Linked DNA regions of Homo sapiens: regions 1, 2, 3, 4, 5 and 7 are each linked to region 6. A link is a loop called in an ENCODE intact Hi-C map of the cell type or tissue named here. Cell type or tissue: ascending aorta. All regions are shown on one strand.

The links. Hi-C counts contacts between places; a loop is a spot of excess contacts. Peaks named below come from ENCODE experiments on the same cell type or tissue, not always from the same donor. Only the 100,000 strongest peaks of a DNase experiment are listed, where the experiment ranks them.
Region 1: it touches region 6 in a loop (1.9-fold over the local background); 14 of 110 quality-filtered maps call a loop at or near these places.
Region 2: it touches region 6 in a loop (4-fold over the local background); 33 of 110 quality-filtered maps call a loop at or near these places.
Region 3: it touches region 6 in a loop (2.5-fold over the local background); 40 of 110 quality-filtered maps call a loop at or near these places.
Region 4: a loop joins it to region 6, with 2.1 times the contacts of the local background. A loop is called at or near these places in 53 of 110 quality-filtered maps.
Region 5: it touches region 6 in a loop (2.3-fold over the local background); 33 of 110 quality-filtered maps call a loop at or near these places.
Region 7: it touches region 6 in a loop (4-fold over the local background); 36 of 110 quality-filtered maps call a loop at or near these places.

What each region holds. Positions count from the first base shown.
Region 1 is chr20:19,943,491-19,947,490 of GRCh38, reverse strand. The region is part of intron 4 of RIN2 (Ras and Rab interactor 2); the gene reads right to left. Among named protein-coding and RNA genes, the nearest start is that of NAA20, 72 kb to the left of the region's middle. In ascending aorta, no CTCF peak of the experiment used is centred here; DNase peaks (open chromatin) are centred at 1,573 and 2,143; H3K4me3 peaks cover 1,135 bases; H3K27ac peaks cover 4,000 bases.
Region 2 is chr20:19,813,413-19,817,412 of GRCh38, reverse strand. The region is part of intron 2 of RIN2 (Ras and Rab interactor 2); the gene reads right to left. Among named protein-coding and RNA genes, the nearest start is that of RIN2, 57 kb to the right of the region's middle. In ascending aorta, a CTCF peak has its summit at 1,673; a DNase peak (open chromatin) is centred at 1,662; H3K27ac peaks cover 3,259 bases.
Region 3 is chr20:19,993,248-19,997,247 of GRCh38, reverse strand. RIN2 (Ras and Rab interactor 2) reads right to left here. Exons shown (of 13, transcript NM_018993.4): 12 at 406-569. Among named protein-coding and RNA genes, the nearest start is that of NAA20, 22 kb to the left of the region's middle. RefSeq lists an enhancer at 3,372-4,000. In ascending aorta, a CTCF peak has its summit at 1,779 (motif pointing right); a DNase peak (open chromatin) is centred at 3,741; H3K4me3 peaks cover 1,035 bases; H3K27ac peaks cover 3,472 bases.
Region 4 is chr20:19,783,314-19,787,313 of GRCh38, reverse strand. The region is part of intron 1 of RIN2 (Ras and Rab interactor 2); the gene reads right to left. Among named protein-coding and RNA genes, the nearest start is that of RIN2, 27 kb to the right of the region's middle. In ascending aorta, a CTCF peak has its summit at 2,251; DNase peaks (open chromatin) are centred at 825, 2,203 and 2,549; H3K27ac peaks cover 1,738 bases.
Region 5 is chr20:19,973,179-19,977,178 of GRCh38, reverse strand. It overlaps RIN2 (Ras and Rab interactor 2), which reads right to left. Exons shown (of 13, transcript NM_018993.4): 9 at 1,392-2,525. Among named protein-coding and RNA genes, the nearest start is that of NAA20, 42 kb to the left of the region's middle. In ascending aorta, no CTCF peak of the experiment used is centred here; DNase peaks (open chromatin) are centred at 183, 2,088, 2,648 and 2,988; H3K4me3 peaks cover 3,387 bases; H3K27ac peaks cover 4,000 bases.
Region 6 is chr20:19,883,587-19,887,586 of GRCh38, reverse strand. All of the region lies in intron 2 of RIN2 (Ras and Rab interactor 2), which reads right to left. Among named protein-coding and RNA genes, the nearest start is that of RIN2, 130 kb to the right of the region's middle. RefSeq lists an enhancer at 1,347-1,847. In ascending aorta, no CTCF peak of the experiment used is centred here; DNase peaks (open chromatin) are centred at 1,216 and 2,246; H3K4me3 peaks cover 1,645 bases; H3K27ac peaks cover 2,897 bases.
Region 7 is chr20:19,691,082-19,695,081 of GRCh38, reverse strand. SLC24A3 (solute carrier family 24 member 3) reads right to left here. Exons shown (of 17, transcript NM_020689.4): 13 at 1,657-1,823. Among named protein-coding and RNA genes, the nearest start is that of RIN2, 65 kb to the left of the region's middle. In ascending aorta, CTCF peaks have their summits at 2,078 and 2,282 (motif pointing left); a DNase peak (open chromatin) is centred at 2,261; H3K4me3 peaks cover 304 bases.

The sequences.
Region 1 (4,000 bases), 60 kb before region 6:
AAGATTCATTACCTTGTTTGTCTCCCAAACATAAAGAACTGTAGTTTTGCTACTAAGTGGAAAACTCAAAAACAAAATAAAGCTCTAATGGTGGAAAAGTGTAGGTTAATTTTGATATTTAAATTTTTAATTTTAAAAAATACTTTTTTAGAGATGGGGTCTTGCTGTGTTTCCCAGGCTGGTCTCAAACTCCTGGCCTTAAGTGATCCTCCTGCCTCAGCCTCAGCTTCCTGAGTAGCTGGGGCTACAGGCACAAGCCACCATGCCTAGCCCAATTTTGATATTTTGTAATATCTCAATGTTGTTAGAAACTGACAATGTTTCCCAAAAAGTGATGGATACATCAAGGTAATCCATGGAGGCATGGTTTTAATTTTAATGGCCATTACTTATTTTAATGGTTATATGTATTCAGTGTGTTTCCTAATTATGGTAAAGATACTGAATTTGCTTTTTTTTTTTTTTTTTAAGACAGTCTGACACCCAGGCTGGAGTGCAGTGGTACGATCTCGGCTCACTGCAACCTCCACCTCCTGGGTTCGAGCAATTCTCCCGCCTCAGCCTCCTGAGTAGCTGGGACTTTAGGCGTGCGCCACCACGTCCAGCTAATTTTTGTATTTTTAGTAGAGACAGAGTTTTGCTATGTTGGCCAGGCTGGTCTCGAACTCCTGACATCAGGTGATCCACCCACCTCGGCCTCCCAAAGTGCTGGGATTATAGGTGTGAGCCACCGCACCCAGCTGAATTTGCTTTTCCCTTTTTTTTTTTTTTTTTTTTGAGATAGAATCTTGCTCTGTCACCCAGGGCTGGAGTGCAGTGGTGACACAATCTCGGCTTACTGCAACCTCTGTCTCCCAGGTTCAGACAATTCTTGTGCCTCAACCTCCCGAGCAGCTAGGCAAGCGCCACCATGCCAGACTAATATGTGCATTTTTAGTAGAGACGGGGTTTCGCCATGTTGGCCATGCTGGTCTCGAACTCCTGGTCTCAATCAATCCTCCCACCTTGGCCTCTCAAAGTGGTGCTGGGATTCCAGGTGTGAACCCCGGCGCCGGCCTGGGAAGATCATCCTGTAGATACATCTACATGCTGTTGCTCAGCTTCCTCATTACTGAGTTCAAGCTACTTGGAATGTCTCCTGCCATATCTGGCTCCTACCTACCTACCTGTCAAACTGGGTTCAAATCCTCATCCCTTATCTCTTTCAGCTGCAAGTAATCTGTGGCCCATCACATTCCTTCCCTACTGTCCCCACACCTCCAGGGCCCCTACCCCATTCCACTCTGGTCAGACTTCTCTCCCTTACTAGCCTGGCCTCATCCCCAGCCCATATTCAGGCCTAGCCCTGTGCAGGAATTAATAAAAGGTCTGCTTTAGGCATGACCAGGGGCCTGAGGAGGAGGTGATCTGCAGACAGCAAGGTTTACGGAAGAGGAGGAGCTTAGCGGGCAGGGAGAAATATTCTTAGGGGCACTGGGCAGTTTCTTTCTGAGGCCCCCTAACAAATAGAATCCGCTGCTCAGCTCCAGCCTCAGGAGACAAAGCGTTCTTGTTTCTGTGCTTATCAGGAAATGGGCGGCAAAAATCACCACAGCTACCAAGAGCCACCTGGCCTTTGGCCATCTCTGGGGCAAGAAAAGGAGGCAGCTCCAATCCTTCCAGAAAAACAAATCCTTCCTTATTGCTCATTAATTTCTCCCATGGACACCCCTTCTAAGCTCAAGTCAACTAGCAAGGAGTGGGCTTTGAGTGGCTTTGGTTGTAAAAGTCAATGATGTTCCTGCAGTCTACATAGTGAAAAAAAAAATGATAAGAAAGATAAAAAGAAAAGTCAGTGATGAGCTTTAGTGTAGAATTACAATAATTCTATGCCCACCAATACCAGACATTGGAGACCAGTGCTCCATCCAAGGTCTCCAAATACAGAATGCTTTATTCCAGCACGGAGAATGAGATTTAGGATTCCAACAAAAGTGGCCTGCTGAGTGCAGGAGAAAGTAGAGGGTAGACAGTCCTGGCAGGAAAGTGCTCTTGGATAAAGGCAGGTGCAGTGCATGAGGTCTGAAGAAACCCCAGTGGGAACCCCACACACAGCTTCAGGGGCTTTCACATTCAGTCATCAATTTATCCGGAATCAAAGCCACCCACCTCCTGCCCATGTGAGTGCACTGAAATCACAATGCTATTTTTGGTAAGGCATGTCATAGTTTCAATGGAATCAACCCTGATTCTAGTCTCCCTCAGCCTCCTAATCTTCAGCGGTTAGGTGGAAAGAGGACTCCAAGTCAGACTTGAATCAGAGCCTCAGCACTGCCCCTTCATCACTGTGAGGCCTGCACCCATTACCATGCACTGTTTAATCTCAGTTTCCCTGTGTCTAAAAATGGATTCTTGCTGAAAAAAGGAATCTGTTAGCAAAACAAATAAACAGAACCTGAAAAGAACTTCTGATTCTAAGTGCCTGGACTGTCTTTGAAACTATGAGTAATGGTTCCGCTCCATGGGAGTTTTCAGGATGACTTCTTACCGTCTTCTAATTTTTGGATAGTCACAAAAAGAAAGCAAGGCAATGTGTTTCCATTCTAGGACTGACAAATCCTGTGGTATTAACACAACTCTGGAGCTTGTTTTGGCAGCATTTCATGTGACCTGGGAGAAAGCAAAACCCCAAAGCTTCTACAGGCCAGCTTCCAGCAGGTCCTGGAAGCAGGAGAGTTCTCCATCTACCATTAGTGTCTAGGCTCAACCTGGACTCTGGTATTGCCATCCTCAACTTTCAGATGGAAAAAGAAAAAAAAAAGCCACTTCTCTTGATATTTTTGTGTTAAAATTTCCATGTATATCATGCTTCTCCAGGAGCTTCCCTTCAGCTGCATGCCAGACTAAAATCTTTTTCCAGGCTGTTGTCTTAACCAGCTGCAATGGCAAGAAAGATACACCCTGGGATGTGGCATTGCCGGAGGGCCCAGGCTTCTAGCTACAAGAGGCCAATGCAGGGGTCATCTTATGAATCAAGGATGAGACAGAAGTCAAGAGTCTTGTGCCCACCATGGTCCTGATCTTGGGGCAGTAGATCCTTGACCATGTATCAAAAGGAACACAAATATACACCTCAAATGCCAAGCTGCAGCCAAGATGCCTGGATAGGTGGGAGATGAAGCCAGGACTTAGCGGGGTTGGGAGAAGAGAGGTGGTGGGTCTGGGATCAACAACTTGTGGAAGAATATTAGTACCAGAGGCCCCTTATGTAGAGAGACAGAAAATAATGGCCCATACTGAAGATATCTATCAACTAAAAATCTTTGGCACAGGACAAATTCCAATTTGTGTTAAAGACATACACACACACAGAGCAAACAAAAAATTCCCAGAAAAACTTCAACTTCAAAAATACATAGAAGTTGATATCCAATGATTTCTTAACACCTTCAGACATAAAAATATTTCTTTAGAATTTTGAAGTTCAGAACTTGAGTCTAGTTATAGGTAAAAAAAAAAAAAAAAAAAAAAAAAAAGGATATTGAAATGGAATTAAACATGTCTCTGTAATATTCTATTAGTCTGGAGAAGAAGGGAAACCCCAATCCATTATTCTGGACACGGCAGGACCCTGGCCTGGCTAACACAGTTGACAGCATGGAAATTGCCAGGTGAGCAGAAGAAACCTTTTACCCACCACCCAGCATGGGAAGAGTGGTGGGCAGAGAGGCATGGGGAAATGGATTGTCTTAGAAGGACCCCTGCATATTTAGCCAAGTTTTAAGGGCTATCAGAGGCCATCCAGTTTATCTCCTTATTTGAGATCAAAATGCTAGAAATTGATAAAACTGGTCCTAGGTCCAGTTTTCCGACTTAGGGAGTTTCCCTAGAGCAAGCAAGTTCATACTTAATTCCTCAAGGCCTTTTTTTGTCCCATTAAACTCTAAAAGGAAAAAGAATCACTAGCATATTTGGGGTTACAGATTTTATTCCTCCATGGCGAAGGGCTGCTGCTTTTTGA
Region 2 (4,000 bases), 70 kb after region 6:
GATTACTGCCCTTATAAAAGAGGCCTGAGTGAGCTTGTTTGCCCCGTCTGCCAAGTGAGGACACAGCTAGAAACCTTCATCTTTGAAGGAAAGGGTGAGCCTTCCCCAGGGACTGAGTCAGCTAGCACCTTGAACTCAGGATTTCCGGGCTCCGGAACTGTGAGCAGTACATTTCTATTGTTTATAAATTACTCAGTTTAAGGTATTTTGTTAGAGCAGCCGGAATGGACCAACCCAGTTGGTATTTACTTCCAAGTAATAACACACGTGTTGCAACTTCTGGAATTTTCAGTTTTAGACTGTTGATTCCCCATTATGGAAGGCAAGGATTGAACTCTACCACCTCCACCCCCATCCCAGCTCTAGCAAATGTACACACTTCTTGTCTCCACATTCTCTATATGACTATGTCTCCATTTTCTCTACATGATTATATTGCAATCATGCCAATATTGTATTCATCACTGAAATACACAGTATATTATGATAAATGTTCCTCTCTTGAACAACTTAATATTGTCTTGTTTTTAGTTTTTATTTACTTTTCTCTTATTCATCCTGAAATTTGCAAATTTTCTAAATCTTCTTTCAGTTATTCAGATGCATCAGGAATTGTATCAATGTCCTCTTGTCTCAACAGAATATGGCTGGCAATCCTCTTTTATGCAGAGGTTAAGGAATTATACTTCCTATATGTTCAGGAAATATTTGATCAGGCTTTTTGTTTGTGTGACCCAGTTCTAACTGCAAGGCAACCACATGCAACTTCTACCCGGGTGCACTGTTTTCTGTTTGCATTTCCACCTCAAGCTCTCCATGCTAACAGACACGTAAAAAGCCCGAGGCCTAGCAAGGCAAAAATTCTTTCCCAAGGCTACCCAAGGATCAAACCAGAATTTGATCTTCTGACACCTTGTTTGGCTTATTTAACTGGTTAACCATTTGTCCCTGCTCTTAAACTGCTCCAATTCCTTAAACTTATAGAGCCTTTACTCTGAACAGGAAAATTCGAGTTCTCATTATCACAGACATAGCCGCCAAAGCCCCTTCAGGTTAGGTGATATCAAATGGAGGTAGGGTCGCCTCTCCACCCTTAGAATAGGTGATCACAAACTGTTAATCAGCAATGCTAACTGCAAGTGGAAACTTATGGAGAATAATTGATTACTGTTAAGGCATGACTTTAGGAATTCTTTGTAAGTCTAGCTTATAAAGAAAAATCCCTTGGCTTGAAAATTTCTAAAATTAGACTCAAGGAAGTTAGATAAAAGTATGTTTGAGATAAATGAATCTGTTCCAAGTTTTTCAAAGCTGCACCAATATAGTAAGGTTCAAGCTATCCACAAATACTATTTATATGCCACTGGCAAGGGGCTGTGATCAATGTCTGTTTCTTGAAGGCAGAAGTGTGACCCAAAATCTTCTTAACCAAAGAAGACGTTTATCTTTTTCAACATCAAATTTTCCCGTATGTTATCAAGATGAATCCATGGATTGCTACAAACTATATGAACCCCTAAAGGGAAGCTTTCTTACTTTCCCAAAGGAAGATGCTACAACAACTTTCATCGTTGCCCAAAGACAGTTGTTTGAGCCGATGCTGACCATGGCTTGCAAGGTACCTTGCTCAGCAGTGACTAATCAGTTTCCCACAGGACTCTGTGGTGTAGCGGGCTCCAGAGGAAGTCAACGGCAATGAATCACAGTGCTCAGGAATGAAAAATACAGCTGTGATTCACATTAACTCAAAGAAAAGGTTGAGGGGAAACAAACCTAAAAATTAAAACCACACACATGCACGCATCAGCAAATACCACACCGAGCATGTCAGGGAAACTTCTGCTTTTGAAAAGTCCAAAGAAGAAAAAGAAAAGCAACTTTTCAAAACAAAGCCTAAGAAATCTATTGATGGCAAGATTGAACTCATATAATGCACAATGTAGTTCCATAAAAAGAAATAAATTACTTTCAGTGAACTTGGTTTTTGTTATAAGAAAAAGGGAGCCAATGTATTGCTTTAGACATAATTTCAAAGATTCCTATGTATAACTTCTTTAATTTTTATTGACTACTATCGAACTTTTAAATTTTAGCTTTTGCTTAAATTACTTTACCTTTGTAAGCAGAATTCTTGCCTCATTATAGGCCTTCTCTTAACTAGCATAAATTGCTTTCTCAATAATGAATTACCTAGGAACACAAAATAAGAAAGTGCAAGTTGGATTCATTGTTGTTAGACTCAACAAGCAATTTAAAAAATAAATAAACAAAATGCAAACCTCAGAGTTATTAGGACTGATCACTTTGAAACCTGCTGGAAATACTGCAGAAAGCCATAGAGCTCAGAGCCAGTTAATAATCCACACAGATACAAATTTGAGTTTCTTTGTTGGTGCTTAAATGGATAAATATTACATGATCAAGCTTATAAAACATAAAATTAAATTAATATTTGGATAGGATTTGGTTTATTCTAACACCAGAAATGGCCAAGTGGATTTTAAAATCAGTGTAGACCAGGGCCAGGCATGATGGCTCACACCTGTAATCCTGATACTTTTTGGGAGGCTGAGGTGGGCGGATCACTTGAGGCCAGGAGTTCAAAGCCAGACTGGGCAACATATGAAGACCATGTCTCTACAAAAAAAAAAAATTAGCTGGGTATGATGGCATGCACCTGTAATCCCAGCTACTTGTGAGCCTAAGGTGGGAGGATGCTTGAGTTCCAGGAGTTCCAGTGCGGTCTGATTGTGCCACTGCACTCCAGCCTGGATGAAAGGGCAAAACCCTGTCTCCAAAATATAAAATATAAAATTACTATAGACCAGAGATTGAATGACTTTAATCACATGAGAGGTGGAGGATTTAGGTGGACATCTGGGGTGAGATGTTGTGTGACCACACCAGTTGTTGTGAGTGATTGTTGTCGTAATCAGTGATGATGTTAGACAATAAACATGTCATCTCATTTTGGAAGGCAAAGTCAATCAGTGACAAGGCAGAGTCAGACTTGTGGAAGCACTGGGGAGGGGGTGGGAGGAGGGGAAAGGGCAAGTGTGCACCGCGACCTCACGTCCACCTACCAAACATGGGTCCAAACACCCCAGGGAGCTGAGCCCCAGGCAAGCGGCTGGATTGGACCTTACTTAACATGATTTATTTTTGTCTGATTTTTCCAAGCCTGATAGTCTCCTTGGGCCAAGCTAACCAAATGACTGAAATTTTCACTTTATATTTTATTGTGTGACCTCGTAAACACACATTTGCCCTTCATTTGCCAGTAAGAACATAACAAAACAAAGCAGCATTAGAAATAGCATTTTGGGCTCCAATGCTTTGTTCTCTGTTTCTTGCACGTGATACGACTATTTTTCTATTCTGACCTATTTAGCACATTTTGCTGTTTACCAAGACCGGAAGAGATTATTCATCATTTCAAATTACCCATCTGGAAGGCATTTTATAAACATGTCTAGTTTTCTATAATTTATTTATATTTCCAGATATCAAGATTCCTAAAATATGTTGAAACCACACCCCAGATAATAAAGACTATGTATTATTTTCCAGTTGAACTTTTTTCAGTATTTTTGGTAATAAAATTATGATACAACAGGTGACACAATTAATCATGTGGGACATTCAAACCCAGTGCTTTTTATATATTTAAAATAACTTTTCATTTTTTTAAAAAATACATGTTTGTTACAGAACATTTAGAAGACATAAATTTTAAAAGCTACAGGTCTATTTATTAATCATTTGGAGTACATCCTTCCAGAATTTTTATGCACCTGTCTCTACTTTTTTATTGTGTTTTACTTCATTTTGTAATTCCTATTATAACCTGACATGTATTACGTATTCATTTGCCCAATTGTTATAATCTATTTCTCCCACTCGAATGGAAGCCTCTTAGGAGAAAGTACTCTGCCTCTTTTGTTCACTACTAAGCCCCACTAGCCTCACATAGTATCTGGTACGTATTCGGTGTCCATGA
Region 3 (4,000 bases), 110 kb before region 6:
GAGAAAAGGGAAGGAGACATCGCTGTTCCTCTCCCTCTTCCCAAAGAGAAACTAGGCCAATTGCATCGCGTAACACAGCGGCTGTTTCCTGATGAAACAAAATCTCCAACGTCTGTGCCAAGTGCTTCCTCCTCCTTTTTGACTTATCGTCTGCTTGATTGGGCAGAGATTCTGCCTTAATTCAACTTGGTTTTCTTAAAGACAGCAAAACTTGGGCCAAGTATCCCATGCGTATATAAATGTAAAGAAAACAGATCAGTGTAACAAGGCCAGAGGGTGGTTTGAGATATCCCTTTCCTGCCAAATAATTCAACACAGTGGGGACCTCTGAGCTGGGATGTGCTGGGTGAGCCAGCTCCGCATTCCTGGAGGACGAAGGAAGCAAAGGGGTGGCCAGCTGCACACCTGGAAGTCGTCCACAGAGGGGATGGTCCGGTTGGTGGTTCTCCGTTTGTGCCACTGCCTCAGGGTGTCTCTGGTTTCTGAGCTGAGCAGTCGCGCTGCTTGTTCTTCTTGGAAATTCTTTATCAGAGAAAGTGCTCCATATGCGCTTGTCAAGTAATAGCCTCCTGAAAAGAGCAGAAAGAGTGGGTCCTCCCAGTGCCAACCTCCGCTCACGGGTGATAACAGGGGATGCCAGCGTTAGAAGGCATGTTTTGTATTTTTAGTATTTCTTCAACATGCATTTCCTTGTGGGATCACAGAAGCACACACCCAAGAGCATGGCACTCACTCCTCCATCCATCCCTTCACACAGCCATCCCACAGAGATTTCTGGAGCGACCCAGGCCTGGGAGGGGCCAAGGGGGCACAGACAAGCCAGGCTGACAAGGTTCCTGTTTTTCAATGATGGGATTTCCATTCTAGTGCGTGAGACTGACCAAGCCACTAAAGTGTTTTTTTTGTTTGTTTGTTTTTTTGTTTGTTTGTTTTTGAGACGGCGTCTTGCTTTGTCACCCAGGCTGGAGTGCAGTGGCACAATCTCAGCTCACTGCAACCTCCGCCTCCCAGGTTCAAGCGACGCTCCCACCTCAGCCTCCCGAGTGGCTCGGATTAAAGGCATGCACCACCACGCCTGGCTAATTTTTGTATTTTTAGTAGAGATGGGGTTTCACCATATTGGCCAGGCTGGTCTTGAACCTTGGCCTCAACTGATCCACCTGTCTCGGCCTCTCAAAGTGCTGGGATTACAGGCATGACCACCATGCCCAGCCGAAATTATTAAAGTGCAATTATGAAAAATGTTTGCCAGGAGTAGTTGGGGTATTAAGGCCTGACGGGGAGGTGGGGGGAAAGTCAGGCGTGTGAGGTGATCCAAGGCCAGTATCCCCTCCATCAGTCCAGACTCGTGGCAACACTTGCTCTTGGCTTTTTCTTTTAGAAATTGATATTTTCTATCTCTGATAAACAAGAATTTGGTTTAAAAAAAAGTAAAAAGGAAAAAACGCAATGAGTATTTTCTAAATCTTAAGTAAACTATACACTTTGAAAGAACTGTTCGCAAAAATGTGGACACTTCAAAAATAATTTCTCTCCCTTGATTCCCTTTCTTACCCCCCCCTTCCTTTGGGACTAACATAACATCTGGCATTTAGGATAAAATAATTTACAGGAAAGTGATGTTCCTGTGATGGTGTATTTAGGAATGATCTCTTATGTTCTTGAGGAGTGTAAAAAGGGCTGACGACACTGTAAGATGTGTATGTATTCCTTCATAGTTTTTGTCCTAACATATAATTAGGTGCCTGGGGAGGAACTTATGGTCTCTGCGCTGAAGAGCCACTAGGGGTCGCCCTGAATGTTTATTAAAAATTCCCTAATTGGGCACAGCATATTTTAGATTTAGAGACATTCTTTGTCAAAATACTCATTGAATCTCTACTGTGAGCCACAGCTACAGAGAAGAAAGTAGGTTTGTAAGAAATAGAATCTGAGTCCCCACTCTCCAGAAGTTTATGAATGTGTTTTGTTTTTTTTTTTTTTTTTAAAAAAAAAACAGACACTGGCAATTTATTCCTGCAGGGACCAGAAGTTAGTTTGGCGAAATGAGTTTTGTGCAGAAGTGTCACCTTTAGGGCCAAAGTATTTAGCTTTATTCATGTGAGACCCTGCAGAAGCCTCTCTCTGGTCAATAAGTGGCAATATGCAAGATGGCAACTGTCCCCTCCATGTGGATCAGGAGCCACACGCCCTGCAAACTCGTGCTGGACATGAACACGAGAAAGAAAAATACCCTTCTTGTTTTCAGGTTGCAGATGAAGACTTGAGGTTATTTTTTCCCGCGGCATAATCTGGGTCACCCTGAGCCATGCACTTTCCATTGATCACATGTCAAGCTTTTTGTGTATAGAGTGATCTGAAGGGTTTTCCAGACCTTGCCACCTACAGTATAATCACCCTAGTTAAGAGTTTTGAATTGTTGATCTTTACCAAATATTCGCCCCACAAACAAATCAGCATGTGACTGTGTGTGAAACTCAGTAATCCAGAATACAGATGCTACATGGAGAATTTCAGGAGAAATCAATATGAACATAAGTATTCAGGAAAGGCCGTATGGAGGGTCAGGATTTGAGCAAGGACTCGGAGAACTGTTACAATCTTTGTGGGGGTGGAGGGGGGCTCCTTTGGACTTCAAATTTTAGACTCCCTAGCTCTCATCTGTTCAGGACGCTAAGGAGAAAACTCAAATGCTGGAAGCACAAAATTGACCACACTTTGAAACATGTGGATGCAATTAGAGAAGGTTTTAAATTTCAGCAAGACTATAACCCTACCACAAGAGCTGTGCACTTCTAAGGGATTCTATGACGCCTTTTTGGTAAATGAGAATACCTGCTTAAACAGCGGAAAACAGACGTGGCTGCTACCCCGCAAACCAAAGAGGACTTTGGGCAGGCACGGAAAAGTCCAATCTGTATTTTTGCCACTGCTCAGTAGCCTCTTCCTCCCAGGCTGCATAGCTTCAGTTCGATGCTGTGCAGGCCTGGTCTGTGATCACAGCCAACCCAACTGGGCCGCCTACTTCCCAAGGAAGGCAGCCAAGAAGCCCCAGACACGGTTAAGTGGAAGCAGGCTCTATTTAAGTGCGAGCTCACCAGCAGCTTTTGTATCCTCACTAGCTGTGCCCTTGTCTTTCTTGTGGGATTCGTGGAGGAGAAGACAGCCACCTGTCCATTAGTCATCAACACAGGGCCTTGCCCTGGGCCAATCTGGGAAAGGGGCAGGAAGTAGCTGTTTCTATCCTTGAGCCACAAGATACAAGCAATGTTTGTCCTGAGTGCACATTGTCAGCAACAGAATCGACTTTCTAAGTGAAACCGGCGTGTCTTTTTCCCCAAAGCCCTAAGAGCTCTACATACTTATATTACTAGAATTAAACATGATCGAAGCTCGAAAAAGAATAACCAAACCCCAAACTGTATTAATAACAAACATTACAGTGGAAGGAAGGAAAGCATGCTATGTAGACTAACATGCTTCTCTTGGTCCCTGGGCAAAACCACATGTTTGGCCTTGTCCTGTCTAATCCCAGGGCAGAGCAGGCAAGAAAAGCTCCAGGGAGGGCCTTGGAGGCTCATCGGGGAGTGTCTGGTTCCATGGTTAGTAATATTAATAAGGGGACAGAAGAGGCTAAAGGGTGAAAGCATGAAAGAGGCCCATTCATACCTGCCTGGGATCGGGTACGGGAGGAGAGATATTCATCCCCCATCCTGAGTCAGCACTACCCATGGTCACGTGGGAAGGGCATAATCGGGCTCCAAGGAGGGCGGTCCCTCCGACAGGAAAAGTTAAGGCCTGGTGAATTCACATTACAGGACTGAGGAGACTAAGGGGGCACATTCTGGGGGTGGTAAAAATGCATTTCATTCCCTCCAGGGAAAATGCTGGGATGACTCATTCCTTAGGGAATCCTGTCAGAGATGGACCTTTCTACTCAAGCCCAGACTGAAACTCACGGGAAAAAAAAAAACGAAACCGTGACAATCCCCCCCAGGGC
Region 4 (4,000 bases), 100 kb after region 6:
GTAGCTAGGATTACAGCTGCACGCCACCATGCCCAGCTAATTTTTGTATTTTTTTAGTAGAGATGGAGTGTCACCATGTTGGCCAGGCTGGTCTCGAACTCCTGACCTTGTGATCTGCCTGCCTCGGCCTCCCAAAGTGCTGGGATTACAGGTATGAGCCACTGTGCCCAGACAGTCATTTGTCTTTATTATGGCCTAGAATGTTAAATATGTTTGCTCACCATAGAATTAACTTGAGAGCTACCCAATGTTGGGTTTCATTAGAAATCCTTGAGACCAGCAGCCACATTTTTAGTCCCTATGTCCTTTTAGCTTTATCCCATCCAGAAACAAAATAAATAGCTCTCCAGTAACCTATCCTATCATTTACTTTCACCAAAAGCAATAGATACATAAAGCTTTGCAAGTACAAAAACAGAAAATCACTGGAAAATAACTCAATTCTTTTCCACTGGAAAGGTTAGCATGTAAGCTAAATCTAGAGAGGAATATAATTCTTCCCCAAAGAGACATGTTCTGTCCTATCAACTTCCGCTATAAAAATTATCCAAAACAGCACTACCGCAAAAGGTATTAGGCATAGTCACTACACTTTCCCTAGAAATGATGGCTTCATGCATCTTCACGCTTCATGCATCCTCATTATCTATTGCTATATAACTAGTCACCGCAAGACTCAGTGGCTTAAAACAATAATCATTTTATTATTGCCATGGTTTCTGAGTGTCTGGAATTCAGGAAGGGCTTGGCTGGGTTGTTCTGGCTCAGAGTCTCAAATGTGGTTGCAGCCAGATGGTAACTGGAACTGGAACAAAAGGCAGAGTGTGTGGGGGTGGGGAACGGGAAGGTATGGCTGGAACAGCTGGAGACTGCTACGGTATCTCTCTCTTTCTTCATGTAGCTTCAGGGCTTTGTCATGTGATCTGTTTGCCCGGGGCTAGTTTGGGTTTCCTCATAGCATGGTAGCCTCAGAACAGTCTAACTGCTTGCATGGCAGCTCAGCACTCCAGCAAGAATGTACCAGACAGCAAGGTGGAAATTGCACTATCTTTTTCTTTCCAAATTATCCTCAGAAGTAATGCAGTATTATTTCTGCTGCATTCTATTGGGTACAAGTGAGACACAAACCCACTCAGACTCAAGAGACAGGCATTCAACTTTACCTCTTGATAAGGAGGTGCCTAGGAGAAGGTGTGGGATGGGTGATGACATTGTGGCTATGTTTAGAAAAATACAATCTGTCCCACAGACTGAAGTTAGCAATGCACTGGAAATCTCACAGAGGGGGAAGCCATTCCCATTCTCATTTTTCACATGTATAAACCAAGGCGAAGCATTTCTAAGCTGCTTGTGGTCACACAGAGGCAGGGAAGAAACTATCACATGTGTTACTTTGACATATATACAACTTTAATGATGAATATAATGTATGAAAATTACTTTTTAAAGTATAAAATACGGCATCATTTATGGTAGTCATTCATTACAATTTGAAAACATCTCTGAAAAGTTTATCTCTGAAAGTTTGACATATTACCAAGGAGAATGAAGCTCTCCTTGGAAAGTTTAATCCACTCAACTTGATCTTCCCTGGGAAAGTATTTGGGTATTTCCTAGTCTCATATAATAGAGAACTTGGCAAGTAAAAATGATAGCCAACATTGGCCTTGCACAATGTTCCCCACTGAAATAGCCAGTACGCTTATGGATAAGAAATGCTTGCCTTGGGCTGGGGTTTAGAAAACATAGGCCTGTGGATGGGAAAAGGCAACAGTTCTTGTCCATCTACTGTCCACTGAAAGGATGTCCTGCCTGGCAGCACAAAAGCATCTGCAAACTGAATTTCCCCATTTCCTCTCCGGAGTTCAGTCAACTCTCATTTCACTTCATCCTGGGTTTTGCCCATTTTAGTTCTGATTTTTTTATTAAAGGTTGGGTTTTTTAGCATATGAAAGTTCTTATGTTAGGACATTTAATTAGTGGTGGAATGTCATTAGTTTTCTTTTGCTCTGGTGTGTGTGTGTGTGTGTGTGTGTGTATGTAGAGGGGTGAGAACATTGACTAGCTGAAATGCTTAGATTCACAAACTCGTTTCTTCTGATTGCAGCTTTGCTTGCACGTTGTCTGCCACTTTCTGCTCCTTTTGTCATCTATTTTCTTTACTGGATCGTGAGTGAGAGTTGATGTAGGCAGGGGACAGCGTGTGGGTGGTTAGCCAGGTTTCTTGATTCAGATGCGCCCTCTACCGTTGATAGAGTGAAGTGTAATTTCTTTATTGTGCTTACTCTGGAAGAGGGGAAGCATGTCTGATTTTGCGGTTTTCTTTGATCTCTGAAGGACCCTTTATTTTATTCTTTTTGCCTTCTTTCTGGATATCACCAAGTCTCCAAGGGGCAGTGCCCTTCCTAGTTTCCCTCCTCTCTCCCAGTAACCTCGCCTTTCCTACGGCTGTAGCCTCCAGTCTCACACTGTCTGGTATTCCCACTCAGGATGGGGCCTGTCCTTCCAGGGGTAATGTGATCTGGGCTGCATCACCCCGGGCTATGCACACTCCTGCCCTTCTCCACTTGTCCTCTGTGGTCCCCGCCCAATGCTCTAGACAGGGGCGGGCTCCGGAGCCTGCCTGGCTGGACCTGGATACTTCTCTCACTACTTACAGGAAATTTGAAGTCTGTAGAATTTTGTCTCTTAGTAATCCTGAGGGCTTGTGTAAACAATGGTTTTATTTGCTCTATTTGTTGATTTGGGTAAATTTTTTTAAGTTATGGTAAGAGATTTGGATGCAGGCAACCACCATTATTCTACTGAAATTCAGAGTTCCCTATGTGTTTAAATAATAATGCCATTTACTGTGCTAAAACATCCATTTACCCAAATCTATTTGCTCTTCACAATACAAGCATTTCTTAGTGCAACAGTATATATAGCTTTTTAAACAAGGAACCCTTTGTAATAACTAAATGCATACACACACACATACACACACACACACATAATTGTTTAAATTCCTTTCTGACCACTATAGCATACTTGAAGCTACAATTCTTAGATATCATCAGCCATCACCAAAACAAGCAAACTTCCTACATCAACTGCATCAGCAAAGGGCACAGCACCCTTGATAGCATCTGCTGTCCTGAATAAAACTACAGGTTGCAGGAGTTGCTGGCAAAGCCGCATGTGATTTTCCAGTTGCCTTGGGGTAGCAGGCAATTGGCCAATTTCAAGCAGCGCCATCCGGTGCCACGTGCCAGCCCTGCTCTGACACACTGTGTCCGTCAGTGTCTCACTGTGCTAACCTGGCCTCGGCCCTGGAGTAGACACTGCAGGTGCTGCTCGTGTCCCCTCTTCCACGACAGCCTGCTGGACTCCACACAGCCAGCATCCCCGTCTCCTTGCCTGAGGGTTCCTCTGGCTCTTGGAATGAGCTTTTCCCAGGGAGAGGCCTGAAATGCTGGGAATCAGTTCCCAGACCCCAGTAGCCCTCAATCTACAACTGATGAGAGCGAGTGTGAACACCTGCCCTGCACCTCCCACACCTCCACCCCTCGTGGGATAGTCAGCTTCCCGGCAGGGGTAAGCTCTAGCTGTCCATGGGGTAAATTATTGATAATACACTCCATATTGTTGCCTCCCTCCCTTGCCTCACCTCCCCACTTTCCTAGGGGTTTCCTGGGACCGCCTTCCCCATCAACTACTTGCATTCTAATCAAATCCTTGTTCAGAGCCGGCTTCGGGAGGAATTCAGATCCAGACAGCTCCCCAGCTCAGGGCCTCACCTCCAGCCACCCAGAGCCTTTGCCTGGACAGGAATCACCCAGGTCAGAGACAGCCCCAGCTGGGTCCCCATCCAAACAGGGCAGGAATGAGAGGGGACGCCCAAAAACCTGGGGGTCTAGGGAAGCTCAGGAGAAGGCCCTGATGAGAGTTTGCAGAGAACCCTGGTGTGGCATGGCTGAGACTCAAAGGGGCAGTGATGGGGAAGGCCATCTACAGTCCA
Region 5 (4,000 bases), 90 kb before region 6:
TAAGAGGAAGCTTCTCCTGCAGGTTGGGTTTCTGTTAATACTGAGTCAGATATGGTCTCCCTTGAGAGCGGGTCTCTGGTGGGATGGGGAAAAAGGCAGCCTGTGTGGATATTCTGCTGTCTCCTTGATGTCTTTTTCAATTAGAAGGCACCTCACAAGGGCACATTCCTTTAGCCACTCACTCCAGCAACACCCCAGCTTTAACCACGCCCTGATCAACCAGGCCTGGCCTCAGTCAAACCACAAGAAAACAAACAAGGCTTTGATTCCTTTGTGAGAAAATCAAAGAGCTGCTGAAAATCACTTAAACGAGAAAAAAGAGAGGAGAGAGAGAGAGAGACAGAGAAAGAGAAAGAGCCCTCTATCACACACTGTTTACTACTTTCAACAAATGGACCCAATCAGAAAGAAAAAATTGGGGTGTAGCTTCTGAACCGCCTGGAAATGTTTGGTAGCTCCAAAGGCTCCTGCTGCCTGGTGAATAAAGTCTCTGAAATTAACCTTCAAGAGTCAACCTTCTAAAATTAAAAACAACAAACAAACAAACAAAGAACCTTCAACATTCTCACCCTGGAAGAAAAGACTGCTTGCCAAATTCAAATTTGCCTTGGCCAAAGTAACCATTAGCAACTCATCCTTTAAATGAGATTATAAAGAAAGAATTTCCCCTTGAAGTTGGAGAAAACACCTTTCATGTGACCTCCAAACTATGTTACTTATTTTAAAGTTACACAAAACAAACTTGTCTTTTTCAGTTTTTGCTTACTCCCAAGCCGTGCTGCTTACAGAAGTGTATGGGATGAGGAGCCAGCAGGATGGTAACCTTGAGGGAGAACAGGGGGCCCGGGGTCCCTAGATGCTGGTCAGGTTCTGCTTATCCAGGGGTTGGTAGTTGTCCCACAGGTAAGCTTGCGGTGGAAACTCATTCCAATGCATACGTGAGTTTTGTGCTCTCTGAACATATGCTACACCTCAATAAAAAGTTTACTTGCAACCAAGACAGAACAAAATACCCACTGCCTCTCAGAAGATAACAAAACTACCTTTGTATGTATGCACAGCCTGCAGAGAAGCACGCGTCCAGAAACACCCGGCACATGTAACACACACACGTTACCACAGCAGGCGGCAGCTGGACCCACAGAGGACCAAACTCCATCCCTGAACAGAATCACTGTGCAGCTCCAATCTGTCACTCCCGAAGACATTTTTGAGTCTGGCAGTCAGCAGCTACTTTGAGAAACTGATTTTTCCATTCAAACCGGGAGAGAAGGTGGAGCTGGGTGTTGTTTTGAACTTCGGAGTAAACTTCATAAAAAATAACAAACATAGGTTGCACTGCCCGGACAGAGTTACAATAGATTTTATATTTTAAAAAAGAGGGTACTTACCTATTTGGTCTTCAGGGATCAGCGACTCGATGGGGGGGTCCAGCTCCGAGCTCTGAGACAAATAGTTCTTGACCTGGGTCATGAACTGCCGGATGGTCTGCAGCATGTCGGTGCTGGACACGTGGCACTCCTTGTTCTCCTGCAGGAAGCTCACGTAGTCCTGCACTAAGCACCCGAAGTAGGTGCATTTGTCCCGGGAAAGCTCGGCGATCCTGCGGACCATCCGCTTCTCCGGGGTCATGAAGGAGCTGAACACCCCGCTCACCTTCTGCAGCTGGGACTTGACGAGCTTGGGCAGCACGAAGGAGCTGCTCCTTTTCTTTTTGGACTTGATGGGGGGCGCCATGGTCTCTTGGTCACTTTCCCCCTCGTAGTCCTCCAGGCTGCTGTTGGTGTCCGCCTCGTAGCCAAACAGAGGCATGCTCCGGTCGAACTCCAGCGAGTCGGAGGAGGAAGTAGAAATGCTCATGTCGCTCAGCCGCTGCCGGCCTCCATGGCACGGGGGCCGTGATTCAGAGCTGGGCGGCGGGGCCCTTGTGCAATCCCCCGGGGCGGCCTCAGGCGGGGCCCCACCTGGGCTGCCAGCTGTGCCCAGCTCCAGCTCCGGGCCTGCGCCCGGCCGGCCGCCGCTCAAGGTCTTTGCACCGCCCTCTGCTTCCAGAAAAGAAGCCTGCTTCTTCAGCCGGGGTGGAGGGATGGGAGTTGGTTTCGTTCCAGGCAGAGCTACGTTCCCATGTTTGTTATGGTTGACTGTTTCTGGCATGCTCGTCTGGGTTTCAGTCCTGGCCAGCCGAGGGCTTGTGTGGAGACTATTAATAGCGGGTGGCGGGGGCCTGGGTGGGGGGGACCGAGTCCGCTCCGTGCCATTCGCGTTGGGAGTCCTTGTGCTCGGCCGTTTCAGGCCTCCACTGAGGTCCTGGCTGTGCACTTTCAAGAAAAGGGGATTAATAAAGCACAGGGCCCCGTTGGTCTGGCTGCACTCCAGCTCTGAAGGCGTCCTGGTTTTGATAGAATGCACTCCATTTATAAGGCAGAGCTGACGCAGGGAGGCAGGACAGACACCGTCGGAGGAAAGAGGCCTATGGGGAGGTGGAAGGTTCGGGGGTTTGCTGTCAGCTGGGGAGCTCCAGAAATCTGAAAGTCATTATCAGTGAACACAAGAATGTAAATACGGTACACTCAGACCATTCCTTCACAAATTAAAAAAAGCACACTGCATGACAACGCGAGTCTTGCGGGGTGGGGTAGGGGGTGCGTTGTACTCAGGTTTACTGCATTCCTTTACTGGAAAGGGCAGAAAGGCTGCCAGGCCCAGCTGTGGGCTCACAGGAAGGCTCCAGGGGTCTGTCACCTTCAAAGCCCTGGAGAAATGGCTTGGCCAACATAGGATTCCAGCCCTGCCTTTTCACAGGTAAGTTGGAAGAAAAAAAGGAACTGGAATTGCTCCAGTATAAGCTCAAAAAAGGTCACTGGGGCTTCCTGACTTGCTTTACAAAAACTGAACCGACTTACAAAGCAACACCACCCTTTCCCAACAACTTCTCCTGGGATGCCCTCCACAGTGCAGCTGCCAGCCAAGGAATCGGGCCTTGAAGTTCCCCTTTAATGGGCAGGACCAGCAGCTGGGCCTGGGGGATGTTACACAATCTGCCTAGGGTTTTACACATTCAGCATTAAAACCACCAAAGGAGGAAAACTACATTCATGGGTCCCATCAGCAGAAAAACCACAGCAAGCTTAATGTGCAGTGCAGGCCCAACCATTTACCTTTGTGGTTTGGAGTCCCTCCTTCCCAAATCCTATATAACCTCCTCACCATGCTCATAAATATGCAATGCTCTGCGAAGTAGTGCAGATTGCTTATTGATCTGTACTGCCTGTGTCTCCTCTTGCAGATGAGTCTCAGTGTTCCATGTAAGTTGAGGGAGGTAGTGCTGTGATCAGTGGTGCCTGTTATAATTTCCATTTGGGATAGGTTATTCTTTTTTTTTTTTCCCTTGAGACGGAGTCTTGCTCTGTCGCCCAGGCTGGAGTGCAGTGGCACGATCTTGGCTCACTGCAACCACCACCTCCCAGGTTCAAGTGATTCTCCTTCCTCAGCCTCCCGAGTAGCTGGGACTACAGGCGCACACCACCACGCCTGGCTAATTTTGGTATTTTTAGGAGAGACGGGGTTTCACCATGTTTACCAGGCTGGTCTCCAACTCCTGAACTCAGGTGATCCACCTGCCTTGGCCTCCCAAAGTGCTGGGATTACAGGAGTGAGCCACTGTGCCTGGCCTGGAATGGGTTATTCTCTATCTCTAGCTATGCTTTGCAGTGTCTTTCTTTCCCATGGGCCCAGAATGGCTGGCCATGGGAGGACTGAGATGAAGCCCTTTGGGAGTCCTGGCTCTCCCTTGTCTGTGTGGTGACAGCCGTGTCACCTGCCTTATGTAATCTATCCTGTATCCCTCCTTCTCTCTCCCGACTCCCGCACTGTCCAACAAGAAAGCCAACAGCCACAGGTGGCTATTGAGCACTTGAAGTTGGCTAGTACAACCGAGGAAGTCAATATCAAATCTCATTCAGTGTCAATCAATTTAAATTTTAGAACTCATGTTCAGTTC
Region 6 (4,000 bases):
AACCTCCAGCAGTCCTCAATTCACCATCCAGTTTGAATTCTGCTCAGGGCAGGCAGATCCATCACATTTCAAAAGATGCAGGTGGCATCTCTCCTTCATAAGCTGCTCCAAGAGGGAAATGAGAGCAGGTGACAGGAACACACTGCCAGGTGCAGCAGCAGGTACATCCCATGGGATTAAATGCTGGTGGCCATCCAATAGTTCAAGCAGACAGTACATAGCTTATTATTATTTTAAAAAATAAAGTCCTTGGCCAGAAAAACAAAGTTCTTGGTCTGTGCAGTGGCTCATGACCAGCATTTTGGGAAGCCAAGGCAGGAGAATCACTTGAATCCAGCAGTTTGAGACTAGTCTGGGCAACATAGCGAGACCCTGTCTCTAAAAAAAATTAAAAAAAAAAAAAATAGATGGGCATGGTGGCATGCTCCTGTAGTCCCAGCTACTCAGGAGGGAGGATCACTTGAGCCCAGGAGATTGAGGCTGCAGTGAGCCATGATCGCACCACTGCACTTTGGCCTGAGCGACAGAGTAACACTCTGTCTCGAAAGAAAAAAAAAAAAGTTCTTCAGGGCCCCAAAAGAGTTCTGGTTTAAGATCTTTCTGTAGTAGCTATAGTTAGCTATAGTTTTCTTCCCCAAACCATAACCTTAGACACCTTGACTCAATATTGACAGCAATTTAATACCATTTAAAACGATAACTTCTCTTCACCTGCGCTTCCCCATGCCTCCCCACAGATGTCACCCCAGCAGCTTCATCCTAAAACCATCCCAGTAACAGGCTAGACTAAGAAACAAAAAGGGTACCGTAGTTTGAGAGGCTGTGAAATTCCTCCAGACTTGTACCGGTTGGAAGCTTGTTCTTTTCCTGGCTTCCCTGAAGGGTAAAGTGGATTCTTGAGAAAATGAGTCCAACATGTCCAGTAGATGTTTCCAGATACTAGCTAAAAGCTAGCAAAAAAAAAAAAAAAAAAAGAAGAAGAAGAAGAAGAAGGCAGCCCTCATAGGACTAAGGACACTGCAAACATTTGGGAGCTGCCAAGCCCTTTCAACAACACCACTGAAAGAATGTAAACGGAGCTGGTCGCGTTGGTCGGCGCTAATGGACAAAGGCAGGAAGTGACTATTCCTCATTCTCCTAGAGACACCAGCCTCTGTCACTTTATAGTAAACTCAGTGGTGGCTTTCCGTGTGGCCCCAAGAGCGACTGCTGTGGTAAAGCAAAGTCTGTCCTTAAAAAGCAGAAAGGATTCCTGCGTCCCCTGGCTGGGCTCCAGGCTGCACTGCCTGCCTGCTATGTGAGACCGCTGGAGGCTGGCTCCCCAACCCATTCTACTGACAGCCACTGAGGCCAGGAGCTGAGGCTGCCACCTGGACCCTGGCTGTGGGCTGGCTGACTGGGGTTGAAACACAGAGTCCCCGATTTCCATTTCACTGATCAATGGAACTGGGTTGAGTCACTGGCATTTTCCCAGCTTTTGCTGCGCCGGGCCACAGGCCAGATCTTGGCAAGATACAGAGCTTGAGAAGGATTAAGGACAGGCCTGTTCCCTCCTCTGCCCTCCCCCGTCGCCTATTCCCCGCCCACCTCTACTGTCCCTTCCCCACCCTTCCCATCCCCTCCGCTCCTCTCCTCTTCTCTTAATTTCTTTAGTCCAACGTAACCTTCCTATTTTGGGGGAAGGATTTTATTTTATTAATTGACCAGTAAAAATTGTATATATTTATGGTATACAACATGACATCTTGATATATATAGGTATACATATTGCAGAATGGCTAAGTGAAGCTAATTAACATATGCATTACCTCATATGCTTTTTTTTGTTCTGAGTGCACTTGTGCACTTACAATCTCCTGTCTTCGAAAATTTTCTTTTCTTTTCGTTTTTTTTTTTGTTTGTTTGCTTGTATTTCTTTTTCGAGACAGGGTCTTACTTTGTCACCCAGGCTGCAGTGCAGTGGCACCATCTCAGCTCACTTTAGCTTCCGCCTCCAGGGTTCAAGTGATTCTCCTGCCTCAGCCTGCAAGTAGCCAGGATTACAGGCGTGCACCATCATGCCTGGCTAATTTTTGTATTTTTTGGTAGATGTGGGGTTTTACCATGTTGGCCAGGCTGGTCTTGAACTCCTGACCTCAAGTGATCCACCTGCCTCGGCCTCCCAAAGTGCTGGGATTACAGGCATGAGCCACCGCTCCCGGCCGCAATTTTCAAATACGCAATACATTGGTATTAACTACAGTCACCGTGTTGCACAATACGGCTCTTGGACTTTTTCCTCCTTCTGAACTGAAAGTTTGTATCCTTTGACCAACATCGGCCCAATCTCTTCTCCTCTTGCCCCCACCCCAGCTTCCTATTTTATGCTATTTTATTTACTTTAGGTCACAAGTGCAAACCCACAAAAGAAGCAGCAAAAGCAATTATATTGGATTCCACTACTCACAGTTCTGACTTAATAGACACTTAGTGTACTCAAGTCCTGGATTCTCATCTCCGTGCTGCATGAGGTTGGCTACAGAAGCTTTCTAATCACAACCTTCAGTTTTTCTTTCTAGCCGTTAAATGAGGCCGGGCAGCACGGACTTCAGTCTCAGTAAACAAGACCTCGTTATTGTAATTATTTTACAGCCAAATTGACTGAAATAGGAAAAAGTGACTCACCCTAGAGGACCTGTCAGGTCAAGTCCGAATCTAAGAAATGCATCTCACTTTTTTTGCCTGGTCGCTTAACCAGCTCCCAGGGAGACAGGTCATCTCTCCTTTTAATGCTTTTTGTTTTTTTCTAAGAGAGGTAGGAGGAAATGGAGGTGGCTCTGTGTCTGGGTCCAGGGAAGTTCTCTGAATATTTCCATAATTATCTTTGTATTACTCAATATTTTACACGTTGGACAGACAAATGTTATTCCAGGATCAGACTTGACAATTCGAACTATGTGAATTGAAAGAAATTTTTAAAGTGTCTTGGATCACTGTTTGACACAGGTTTTCCCTCACCCAACAGTCATTTTAAAAAAAAATTTTAAGTTTGAAGGTCATGAAAACTTTCCATTGAAAAGACAAGCTAATTTACGAGAAAGAAAGAAGTCATATGGAAAGAACTGTATTCCCAGCCCCCTTACTCAACAACAGTGTTTTAATTTTAATTTTAATTATTGTTTTTGAGACAGGGTCTCGCTCTGTTGCCCAGGCTGGAGTGCATTGCTGCAGTCACGGCTCACTGCCCCTCAACCTCCTGGGCTCAAGTGATTCTCCCACCTCAGCCTCCCGAATAGCTGAGACTACCAGTGTGTGCTACCACATTCAACTCATCTTTTTATTTTTATTTTGTAGAGACCAGGTCTCCCTCCCTATGTTGCCCAGGCTGGTCTCAAACTCCTGGCCTCAAGCAATCCTCCCGCCTTGGCTTCCCAAAGTGCTGGGATTACAGGCGTAAACCACCACGCCTGGTCCTAATCCTATTTAAAAACTCTTGTTGGCCAGGTGCTGTGGCTCATGCCCGTATGCCTATAATCCCAAGCACTTTAGGAGGCCAAGGCAGAAGGAATGCTTGAGGCCAGGAGTTTGAGACCAGCCTGGACAATATAGTGAAACCCTATCTTTCACATAAAAAAATTAAAAAGTATTTTAAAAATGTAATTAGGAACAATGTCCAGTGCCTCAATTTTTCTAAGAGTAACCTTTTTTTTTTTTTTTTAACAAGGTGGTGTGAGGTGCGGTGGTTAAAACTCCTTTCTACCACTTACAGGACTGGCCTGTAAATGGGGTTAATTCTGGTGGAAGTCCATCCCTTCTTTCCTTGGAAAACTGGTTCACAGACTCATAGAAACTCTCACCTTGTCCACACCACAGAAGCCCTGCTGGTGCCCATGTAGTTACTGGCCATGTGACCACCCGAGGGCAACAGGTGGGCTCCTCTGCTGGTTAGAAAGTCCTCCTTTTCTGACTGGACATGGTGGCTCATGCCTGTAATCCCAGCACTTTGGGACGCTGAGGTGGG
Region 7 (4,000 bases), 190 kb after region 6:
AGAATTTAACCTGGGGTGGCCACAGGGCTTTCTGACTTCCGGTCTCCAGGGAGGAAAGTGAGCTGCAGAAACACACGCTGTTTCTATTTTGTCGCTCTGGATCAAATGGAGCTACCAGCGTCCTGGCCAAACCTTGTTTTTCCTTTTTAACCCTCAGCTCAGTCCCTGTAGGAACCTGGTTTGGCTCAGCCAGTCTTGGCCTCTGGTTCATCATTTTCATGATCATGTTTGTGGCTGGGTCTGGAGTTCAGGGGAGCAGACTGCTCAGGTGGCTGGGACCAGGTCTCCGGCTTCTCCTAGTTTTCTCCCTACTCCTGGGCATTGATTGGGACTTATTAGAACCTCCACTGGAGGAAAAGGAAGCAAACAGAAGGAAGTTGAACCTCAGATGAGTCAGGTCAGTTAGCCCGCTGGTTAGGGGGCTGCACAGAAAATCATGTAGCACCTTAAGGTCAGGGACAGCCAACACTGTCCCCCAAATCCAGATAGGAGGTGGCTCTTGGTGCATATGTCAGATGAAAACATTAGTGAATGCAGGATGAGGGAGAAACCCCTGGCTATAAAACTTGGGTTTTAAAAAAATGTTTGTGATATTGAGGAAAGAGATGATTATGAATTAGTTGTGTCAGGTTTACAAATTTGCAACCCATGTAGCAAAATTTTTCTGGGTATTTTTGTTCTTACCAAAATATCTTTTTCATAACCTTCTTTTTAGCTCTTGAGTTTAATTCTCCAGAATTTATATTACATTTCTATCCAACACTCAAGGCAAGATTAATTTGGATTTGCATCATTTTGCCATGCTTTTTAATTTCTGTCCAATCCTAATGATTTGGAATTTCTCCCCAGTTAAAAAGTATAGCCATAAATGGGTAATGCATTCTGGAAGGCTGGGTTTCCTAAAATGGCTTTGTTAAGGTCAAAGCCACTGAATCGATGTCAATCAACTAATATCAGTCAATGTCAATCAACCAATGTGAATCACTGAGTCATTATTTTAGCCTCAGAAGGGACCCTTGAGTGATCACCTCATACAATGCCTCATTGTCTGGCTGAAGAAACTAAGATGCCGATAGGGATTGATCATCATTTCCCAATTCTTTGTGCCTTTCCTCCATGTCCTTTGCCCTGTGACATGGCTGTTCTTCCCACTGGAGCAGGTGGAGTACACTTCCCCCATGCCATTGATGTGGGGCTTGGCCAGTAAAATGTGTGTGGACGTGATGGTAAGTCAGGGCCAGGCGAAGATCCTGGAGGCATTTCGTGTTTCCACGTACTCTCTTGCATTCTAATGATGCACTGTGAGAAGAGCATACCCCAGGTAGCTAGCCTCTGGTACAAAGAAAATGAGCAGACACGTGGAGTAGACATGGACCCCACCTGCTGCCTGAATCAAACATGACCACCCTGAAGCCTGAAGCAGAGCTGCATAGCAGGTCCCAGCTAAGATTAATGAATCCACAGTCAACATGAAGACGTGTGAGCAGGAGAATCGATGCCTGCAATTCTAAACTACTAAGTTTAGGAGTGGTTCGTTGTGCAGCTTATTGTAGCAATAGCTGACTAGTACAGTTATCGGCTGAAACCCTGACTCTTATTCCCTTCTTTATTCTCTAAAGAGATTTAACAGTGCCATGGGGTCCCGATTGCACTCACCATCCACACCATCATGTAGGAGAAGGCTGCGATCCACAGCGTGGAGGAAGCAAACGTCACCATGAACCATTTCTCCCAGCGCGGCTTGTTGCAGTTGGGTACAGTGAAGTATAAGACGAAACTCAGCGGCCAGGTGAACGCCCATTTCACTGTTTCCAGTTTACCCGCTGGAAAAATGAAAAAGGCCAAAAAGAAATAAAAAAAAAATAACAAAGAACCCCAGTTAGCTTTATTTCTTTGCTCTGCCAAGTGTCTGTACTGCTTTCCCCAGAATTAAACCTTATTATATTGCTCTTTTTCTAAAACATTCAAATGACTTTCCATCACCAACGAAACCTGACATGCAACACCAAACAGAATTAAAAAAAAAATTACCCACTGCCCACCTGCTGATTAGGTCTCCGAAATGAGAGGGTGAATCACTTCTTAGTAATACCAGGCTAGGGGGATGGTTTGGCAGATGGCCAGGTGGGAAAAGAGAGGAGGATACTCAGGTCAAAAAAGAGGTGGAATGTGTGTAGGTGCAGGGGGTCGAAATGGGGGTGGGGAGCTAGGAAGACCTCCAGTGGGCTTCTGTTTTCCACGTTTTCGCCCGATAATAAAGCGTCAGCGGACGCAGCGCCACCTGGTGGAATTTCTCAGCATCGTCGGTCAGCGCGCCGGAATCTTCAAAGAGGATTTGAAGGCTCTCCCTAGACCTGTATTACTAACCTGATTAACTGCTAATTCACCTCTAGAAATAAATATGCATACATATTTCCATGTATTCCTCAATGCAATCCAGATACACAGTGCCTCTACCTTCCAGAAAGTTTGCTGTGCCTCTTTCTAGTCAAACCCTCACCCTCTACCACCATAGATATTGTTTTTACTGTTCTCCAACTTCAAATAAAACCATATAGGATGTTTTCGTGCCTTCCTTCTTCTTTTCAACATAATGTGATTGAGATTCATTCATGTTGCGTGATCCATTCCTTTTAATTGCTGTGTAGTATTCCCTCCTATGAATGTGCTACGATTTGTTATCCATATGGCGGTGGGTGAGCATTTGTTTGTTGCCAGTTTGAGGGTATTACAAGCCAGGTGACTATGAACATTGTTGTACAAGTCTTTTTGTGGTCATGTTTCATCTCTCTTGGACGAAGACCCAGGAAAATTGCTGAGTCATAAGGTGGGTATTTATTTAACTTTATAAGAAACTGCCAGTTTTCCAAAATGATTGAACCATTTTATATTCCCACCAGAGTTAAGGAGGAATTTTTATATTATAACATTTGAACAGTAATTAAATGTTTAATAAAATGTATTTTATAATTTTAGACCAGTATCCAGTATTTGTTTCATATATCCTACCAATCTCCAAATAGTTTCTTAAAACTGCATAGATAGAAAAAGTATCTAACATTATTTCTGGCACCCTCTGGCCTCTCTTAAAGGGCCGAGGCACAGTGTCTATGGGAGGCAGAGGGGTTTCTCATTAGATGGTGCTGGGCTCCGGTCCCTGCTCTGTGGCTTATGAGTTGAAAGACTCAGTTAATTAAACTCTCTACACCTCAGTTTCTTCATCTGTGAAAATGTGTATACAGCAGCACCGAGCTCACAGAGTTGCTGGGAGAATTAAATGAGATGATATTAGGATGAGGGCTGGGACAACATGAGCTCACAAGTCGTTCCTGTCAAAATCCTGGGAGTCATTCTTGATCTTTCCCTTTCTTTTATCCCCCACAGCCAACCCTGGCAACCTGACAGGACATTCCCACCATCTCATCATCCCCACAGCCTCCGCTGGGGCCAGGTTCACCAAGGCCTGGCTGACAACCTGGCTTCCTACGGGGACTACTGCTCCAATGCCTATCCTACCTCCATCTGTTTGCTACCAGTAGCCAGAGGAAAGAGTCTCAAAAACCAAATTGTTCTAGAACCTTCCACTGGCCTCCACTGCCCTTAGAGTAAAATCAGGTCTCCCCACCATGGTCTGTAAGGCACTGCCTGATTTTGCCGCACCTGCCACTCTCCCTGCTCACATACTCCCTGGTCTTGGCTAACTTTCTGTCCTCAGACACTCCAAGCCTTTTCCTGCCTCAAGGACTTTGCCCTCGCAGGTCTTCTGCCTGGATCTTCTCATGGCAGAATCTGCCCTGTCACGCAGGCCACTTCACTGCTCGAATGTCACTGAGCCCTCAGATAAATCTAAATATAACTCTCATCATCTCACTCCAGCTTTTCTATTTGTTTCATAGCAAATATTTTTATTTGTTTCATGCGAATATTTCCTGTCTTAAACCATCAGGGTTGTTTCTTAATTTATTTTCAGTCTCCCTCAAATTAGAATAAAGTCTATGAG